Regions from separate parts of the Homo sapiens genome. Here region 1 is linked to region 2. A link is a contact called in ENCODE Hi-C or POLR2A ChIA-PET data. All regions are on one chromosome and are shown on one strand. Each heading gives the region's core, a stretch centred on a gene start or an enhancer-like site at or near the end of the contact. The rest is flanking DNA. Distances are from core to core; before and after follow the strand shown.

Region 1 (3,614 bases), core at 127-2,626, 350 kb after region 2:
GCTCACCACAACCTCCGCCTCTCAGGTTCAAGCGATTCTCCTGCTTCAGCCTCCCGAGTAGCTGGGATTACAGGCATACGCCACCACACCCGGCTAATTTTGTATTGTTTTTAGTAGAGACAGGGTTTCTTCATGTTGGTCAGGCTGGTTTCAAACTCCTGACTTCAGGTGATCCGCCCGCCTCGGCCCCCCAAAGTGCTGGGATTACAGGCGTGAGCCACCTTGCCCAGCCTATCTCTATTTTCTAATCTGTAAAACGGGGATCATAATAGCACCTCCTTCAGGGACATGTGATGGTTTCATGAGATATGATATGTAAGTCGCTCAGCACAGTGCCTGGCATACAGTAAGCACCCAATAAATGGTGCCTGCTGTTATGGACATTTATGGAAATAAGATCCTGGAAAGCAGATTGGAAGGGCATGTACTAAACAGACAAGGGGATGTCGTGGCTCAAAGCAGCAGGAGTAGGACTGGGATGCAGGGAAGGGGAGAGTCCATTGAAAGGGGAAGCTTTAGGCTGGGTGTGGTGGCTCAAGCCTGTAATCCCAGCACTTTGGGCAGCCAAGGTGGGCGGATCACCTGAGGTTGGGAGTTCCAGACCAGCCTGACCATCATGGAGACACCCCATCTCTACTAAAAATACAAAATTAGCCGGACATGGTGGCGCATGCCTGTAATCCCAGCTACTCGGGAGGCTGAGGCAGGAGAATTGCTTGAACCCGGGAGGCGGAGGTTGCGGTGAGCCAAGATCGTGCCATGGGACTCCAACCTGGGCAACAGGAACGAAACTCCATCTCAAACAAACAAACAAACAAACAAAAAAGAAAAGAAAAGGGAAGCTTTTCAGGGCCCTATGGCTGCATGGAGTGCCCCAAACTAAGGCGCATGTCTGCTTGATTCTATGCACCCTGTGTTGAAAAAACAGAAAAGACATTGTCAGAATGGGCCCAACCTCAGGGGACAGCATCACATAGGGCAGGGTAAAGCATGGCCCTGCAGGATTCATGGGATCATACATTGTCTTCATTCAGTCACTCAAGAAATATTTGCTGAGTACCTACTCTGTGCCGGGCCCTGCTCTGGGCTTGGGGAAGGTGAACTCAGAGAAAACACACAGAGCCTCTGCTCCCTAGCTCAGTCCAGTTGGGGGAAGGGGCAGCAGACTGATGGTAAACAAATAGGTACATTCACGCCTCTCCAGGGGTAGTGGGGAGAGGGGACCCCGAGGAGGCCAGCGTGTTGAAGCCGCAGCAAGCAAGTGGGTGGGCAGGGCCCTGGTTCCTCCAGGGGGGTGCGGCTGCCCTGTTTTTAGCCACAGATGCTCTTCCATTCCAGCCTGGTGCCCAGAGTCGGTTTCACTTTCCTCTTACCCGTTTTCTTAGAGTTTGGTTTCTGTTTTGTGGGTTCCCTGCCCCCCTTCCGCCTTTGTCTGGAGTTGCAGATTAGCCTAGTGGTTCTCAACCCTGGCTACATCTTAGAACCCTGGGGAGCTTTTTTTTCTTTTTTTCTTTTTTTTTTTTTTGAGACAGGGTCTCATTCTGTCTCCCAGACTGGAGTGAAGTGGCGCGATCTTGGCTCACTGCAACCTCTGCCTCCCAGGTTCAAGTGATTCTCCTTTCTGCCTCAGTCTCCCCAGTAGCTGGGGAGGCTACTCGCCACCACGCCTGGCAATTTTTTGTATTTTTAGTAGAGACAAGTTCTCACCATGTTGACCAGGCTGGTCTCAAACTCCTGACCTTAAGTGATCCACCCGCCTCGGCCTCCCAAAGTGCTGGGATTACAGGCCTGAGCCACTGTGCCCGGCCGACCCTGGGGAACTTTAAAATACCCATATCTGGGCCTGTCTTCAGTTAGATCAGAAGCCCTGAAGATGAGCCTTCCCAAACTCTGGTCTCGTCTTCTTAACTCGGTGAGAACAACGGTTGCCCTCCCAGTGCAGTGGTAGGAAAATCACCTATGCAATGTCAGGGCTCCTCCCCTTTATCTTCCGTTTTTCAGGGATCACAGCCCTGAGCTGCCCTTTGTCTAATATCTGAAAACACTTGTTTCCTGTGCTTTGTCCAGTTTCTTAGCTGTTTGTAGAAAAAGGGCAATTTCAGTTCACCTTACTTCCTCAAGGCCAGAACCTAGAGTCCCTCCTCATCCTTTGAACTCCCCAAGTCCTTCACCTGTCCCCTCTCCAAGTTTCTTCCCATGCTCTGGCTGGGATAACTGTGCTTGCAGGTTTCACCTCCACTTCTGGAAAGCGCCCCTCTTGGGGACACAGGGCCTGTCGGATTCACGTCTGTGTCTCCAGGATGTCTCACAGGGCCTGGCACGTGGTAGGTACGTGGTGGGCATGTTTTTGTGCATGGGTCTGCCCTGCCCTTCTTCCTTCAGGCCACCCCAAATCATATCCGTATCCCTAGAGAACTGACGCCCACCCCACTCCAACCAGGTGGCACCTCCAGGACCGCTGGTCAAGATACCCTCCCCACAGCCATTGGTCAGGGGTGGCCGTGAGACTCAAGACAGCACATGTGGCCGGGTGCAATCGCTCACGCCTGTAATCCCAGGACTTTGGAACGCTGAGGCAGGCAGATCACCTGGGATCAGGAGTTCAAGACAAGCCTGGCCAACATGGCAAAACCCCATCTCTACTAAAAATACAAAAATTAGCTGGATGTGGTGGTGGGTGCCTGTAATCCCAGCTACTCAGGAGGCTGAGGCTGCAGAATTGCGAGAACCTGGGCAGTGGAGGTTGTAGTGAGCCGAGATCGCACCACTGCACTCCAGCCTGGGCGATAGAGCAAGACTCCGTTTTTTAAATAAATTACCCAGTTCCAGGTTTTCTGTTATAAGCAACAGAGAATGGGTGAAGACATTTATTTTTATCTTTAATAATGTATTTAGGCCAATTGTATGCTAGAGAGACCTGACTACTACAAGACATCATTGTATGCTTGCCGAATAAATGAAATACCATTGATTAATTTGCAAACCACATTCCCAGTGCACCTGAGGTGGCTTCCAACAAGAACAAGGAAGGTAAAATTTAAAAAACAGAAATGGAGATTCAAGAATGTGGATGGGTGCAGTGGTATACACCCGTGCTACCAGTGGTGCACTCCCAGCTACTCTGGAGGCCCGAGGAGGGAGGATCACTTGAGACCAGGAATGTGAGTCCAGACTGGGCAACATAGCAAGATCTTATCTCTAAAAACAAAAAATTTTAGGCCGGGTGTGGTGGCTCATGCCTGTAATCCCAGCACTTTGGGAGGCTGAGGAGGGCGGATCACGAGGTCAAGAGATCGAGACCATCCTGACCAACATGGTGAAACCCTGTCTCTACTAAAAATACAAAAATTAGCTGGGTGTGGTGGTGCACGCCTGCAGCCCCAGGTACTCGGGAGGCTGAGGCAGCAGAATCTCTTGAACTCGGGAGATGGAGGTTGTAGTGAGCCAAGATCGTGCCACTGCACTCCAGCCTGGTGACAAAGCGAAACTCTATCTGAAAAAAAAAAAAAAAAAAAAAATTTAGGCCACATGGGATGGCTCACACCATAATCCCAGCACTTTGGGAGGCCAAGGCAGGAGGATCACTTGAGGCCAGGAGTTTGATACCAGCCTAG
Region 2 (3,928 bases), core at 1,389-3,888:
ACGAGTCAATCCAGGACTACAAACACCTGTGCCAAGACCTGAGCTTCTGCCAGGACCTGTCATCCTCCCTCCATTCGGACAGCTCCTACCCACCGGATGCGGGCCTGTCTGACGACGAGGAGCCTCCCGATGCCAGCCTGCCTCCTGACCCGCCACCCCTTACTGTGCCCCAGACGCACAATGCCCGTGACCAGTGGCTGCAGGATGCCTTCCACATCAGCCTCTGAAGGGCTGGGGGGCAGGGGGCATGCACCCATGCAAAAGGCTCAGAAACTCCCCCTCCGGCAAGCCCTCAGACTTCGGAGCCTGCGCCTTCCCCCCTACCGCCTCACCTCACAGGAGGGCCAGGCATGTATTCCTCAGAGGCGAAACTGCCAAACTCTTTCTCCTGTCTTGGGTTGGCTGGCACTGGGGCGGGCATCTAGGGTACAGCCTCTGCTCATGGCACTGGGCCTCCAGTTCTTCCACATGTGTGCACCCCCAGCTTGGCCAACCCTCAGCCTTGCGGTGGGGCCCGAAGCATCTTCCCTTCCGCTTGGCGTCTCTGGGATTGGGATGAGTGCCTGGCTCCCATCTCCTCCTCACCTTTTGTTGCTATCGGCAGCTGCTGGCTCAGGGGCATCCCACCTCCGGGCTCTGGGTTCCTCTGCCCTGGAAGGGCTCCAGGACCCGTCCCAATAACCACCCACGGCCAGGAGGGCCAAGGCCCCGTGCTGGATATTTAAATTTAGGGGCCGGTCTCCAGGGCGCGTAGATAAATAAATACACTCAGCGTCGTTGTGCTCTGCCTGGCTGGCTCTGGGGCGGGAAGACCGCGGTGTTTGTGGCAGGTGCGGCCCCGCGCTCTGCCAGCAGGTGGCGCCCGAGACCCCCTCCCCCCCCGCCCCGCGCCGAGTGAAGGCCCTGCCGTCCCGCCGGGGCGGGGCTGGGGGCGCTGCCTGCTGGCCGAGCCTGGCTCAGCCGCCGGGTGACTGCGGTCGAGTCACTTCCCCTCTCTCGCCCGCGACCTCCGAGTCCCCCGCTCCCTCCTCCCAGTTCGCTTCGGGCTTTCCCTGCCTGCCGGGAAGGAAGGAGAAGGAGCCGCCCACCTTGAGGAGGGAAACTTTCCACCCCGCGCGGGGCGGGGTTGAGGCGGCGCAGGAAATGGGTGGCCGGAGTCGCCGGAGCAAGGGGCCCCGGCGGGGGCGGGGGAGGCGCCTCCGGGAACGGCCTGGGACCTCACGCCCCGCGGGTGGGAGGGAGGGGTGGCAGAGGCCGAGGGGAGTGAAGTCGCGGCACCTCGGGCCTTCCCGGAGGCCAAGCATGAGACTCCGCGGCGGTGAAGTTTGATTGGGGTTCCAGGGACCCGTATTCCCCGCTCAGTCTGTGAAGACCGCCGGCTCTCCCCACAGCACTAGCGGTCTTTACAGTTATCTGTGGAAGGTTTCTTAGGAAACCGGGGACCCACACCGCTGGGACTGAGAACCAAACCCAGTTGTCAAGCCCACCGGAAGAAGCCAGCACGTTCGGAGACAGTGGGTACTCAGCCCCCTACACGCGCACACGACACCTCACAACCTCCTGAAAAGAGGTGAAGCCGCACACCGAGGTGTGCGGACGAACAGCACATCCCCGCGCCCTGCTGCAGCCATTTGCCTCCTGGAGATGCAGCCCAGATGGCAGTCCTGGCACTCAGACATCCCGTTAAACCAAGTAGCAGTCACGCACCGGGCTCCTGTCCATTTACACACCTTGCAGAGCAGCGGGAAGGAACAAACTGACCTATTGCCCCAGGGCAGCTGACACCTGCAGAGGCTCATTACCATGCAGGGCGGGTGGGTAGGCGATAAGGGCTCTAATCTAGGGGTTCACAGCTGCTAACGCTCCAGGCAGGCTTTCCTGGGGAGGGAGAGTAAACATACACAAAAATGACACGTTTTCCCCATCCATTATAGCGCATCCCATTTAATAAGGAGGCATGGCAAAATCAGCCAGGCTTTCTGCTAAATGCCTTCTGAGGTTCATCCTCTCAGGGATTCCCTAAAAGGCGGAACTACAATTATCCCCATTTAATAGACGTTGAAACTGAGGCTCAGAGTGTTAGCGCTTTGCCCAAAGTCACACTTGGTTGGAGGTCAGTTATGATTCTCCAGCTACTTGTCGGGGTTTGGGATTATCTTCCCCCTTGACAGCAGAGTCAGGTTCTGAGGTTGGGCCACCGAGGTTACTGACGCCTTCCTGCTCTGGTTAAGACGTGGGTGGCTGCACCTTGGAGTTGAGAGCTGGTCCTCGTCCACATTCACAGTATGACTCTGAGCAAGTCCCTTCCCCTTTCTGGGTCTCAGTTTTCCCAGCCGTTGAAAGGGGGCCAGTAGTACGTACCTCCCAGGGCTGCGGGCAGGAAGGAAGGCGGCCCGGGCAGCGCTCTCTAGGGTGGCACCAAGTTGCTGGTTGCCCTCTCTCCACGCAGCCTCTGCGCGCACCGAGCGGGCACTGCGGTCGGGCGACACCCCTTCCACGCCCCCCTCCCCCGCCCCCGCTCCCGCTCCCGGGTCGCGGCGCGAGGCCCCGGAAGCCGGGTCGCCCCGCCCCCGCGCTCCTGCCCCGGCCCCCGCCCCGCGCCGGAGCCCCGCCCGCCTTCCGACGGGGGTGCGGCTCCAGGAAACGGCGCGCTCCCAGCTCCGCGCTCGCCACCCGACGCGCCCCAGGCGACCCCGCAGACTCAGCCAGACCACCCTGCGGGCCCCAGCGGCGGCAGCGGAGAGCGCGGTCCCGGGTCGGAGCCTGGGACACCTCCGCACGGACGGGGCGGGCGGCGCGGACAGGCCATGGGGACCCGGGCCGGGCCAGCGGTGGCGGGCCAGCGGGAGCCCCGGGCCTGAGAAGTGGGCGGCGGGGTGGCGGGGGCCATGACCTCGGTGTGGAAGCGCCTGCAGCGCGTGGGCAAGCGGGCGGCCAAGTTCCAGTTCGTGGCCTGTTACCACGAGCTAGTGTTGGAGTGCACCAAGAAATGGTGAGTGGGAGGGAGGCGGGGGGGCTCCCCCGAACTTGCTGGGACCTCATCCGGCCCTTTGAGCCTGAGAGGACTCTGCCCCCCCAGCCCAATGACCAAATGGGCCCCCACCCCAGCTTGGGCCCTGGTTCCGTTCCCAGGCTCGGAGATTCAGAAGTGCCCTTGCAATTTGTGGGACCCCTGGAGTTGGGGGCGTGGGCAGCCTTCCCTGCGCGGGGGTCAGGACTTTCAGGCCTGAGGTTCTGCCTGTGTCCACTCCTTCCTCAGCTGCGGTCAGGGCTGGGGGAGGGAGGCCGCATGTCTTGTGCCAGAAAGGTGGTTCAGGGTGGCATTGGAAAAGGGATCAAGTTTTGAGGTCTGCAGGTGGCTAGGGCTGGGGCAGGAGCCTCCCTGACCTTACTTAGTCCAGCTAAGAACAGAGATGTTGCCCCCTCCTCCCCTGCCATCTTGTTGAGCCAGAAGAACCCCTCCAACTCCCGCCTCTTCAGCCAGAGTGCTGGGAGGCTGGAAACATCTCCACAATGTCCTTAAAAGGGGAAACTGAGTGCTGGGAGGATTGAGGAGGGAGGCGGGGAGCAGCTTAAAGGGGCCTGAGGACCTAGGAGGTTGTGGGTCCGGGAGGAGAGGGTTGCGGAGGGCAAGGTGGCAGGGTGAGGGGTGATTCACCAGAGGGTGCAGGCCCCAGCCTGGACTACCAACAGGTTCAGGGGCATCTCGTTCACATGCCGCCACCCATAGCTGCCCAGGCCCCTGCGTCACACCCTAAATATACGTGCTTGCTGGTGTCAGCTTCCCTTGGCTGGATTAGGGCACAGCTGTGGGGGCCTCACCCGCCAGGCGGGGCTAAATTTAGGCTCCCCAGGGGAAGGGCTGGGGCAGGAAGGGACCATGGGGTCCAGGGGGAGGGGAGTAAGCAGGAGGCTGGGGTCCCTTGGG

The links. Hi-C counts contacts between places; a loop is a spot of excess contacts on that map. ChIA-PET counts read pairs that join two places held with the same protein, here RNA polymerase II (POLR2A). Pooled maps may share reads with other maps.
Region 1: a pooled map shows a loop between it and region 2 (4-fold over the local background). The contact joins the enhancer-like site here to the promoter of EHBP1L1 in region 2. A Hi-C loop is called at or near these places in 2 of 168 maps with a recorded cell type or tissue (heart right ventricle and naive thymus-derived CD4-positive, alpha-beta T cell), 7 of 37 single-sample maps with no recorded cell type and 15 of 50 pooled maps. POLR2A ChIA-PET finds 5 or more read pairs at or near these places in 6 of 52 experiments (GM12878, H1, IMR-90 and 3 more).

Annotation. Positions count from the first base shown.
Region 1 is chr11:65,926,880-65,930,493 of GRCh38, forward strand. No RefSeq gene overlaps it. Among named protein-coding and RNA genes, the nearest start is that of DRAP1, 9.3 kb to the left of the region's middle. RefSeq lists a cis regulatory region at 993-1,558 and enhancers at 1,095-1,524, 1,239-1,533. Within about 2 kb of position 1,377, at least 11 of the 41 ENCODE cell types and tissues checked have a DNase peak (open chromatin) inside an H3K27ac peak, as active enhancers do; they include GM12878, where a contact is called at or near this core.
Region 2 is chr11:65,573,415-65,577,342 of GRCh38, forward strand. It overlaps EHBP1L1 (EH domain binding protein 1 like 1), which reads left to right and starts at 2,639. Exons shown (of 19, transcript NM_001099409.3): 1 at 2,639-2,992. The coding sequence starts at 2,889. It overlaps FAM89B (family with sequence similarity 89 member B), which reads left to right. Exons shown (of 2, transcript NM_001098785.2): 2 at 1-776. The coding sequence ends at 227. RefSeq lists silencers at 724-1,243, 2,264-2,683, 2,694-2,753, 2,814-2,913 and an enhancer at 1,614-1,753.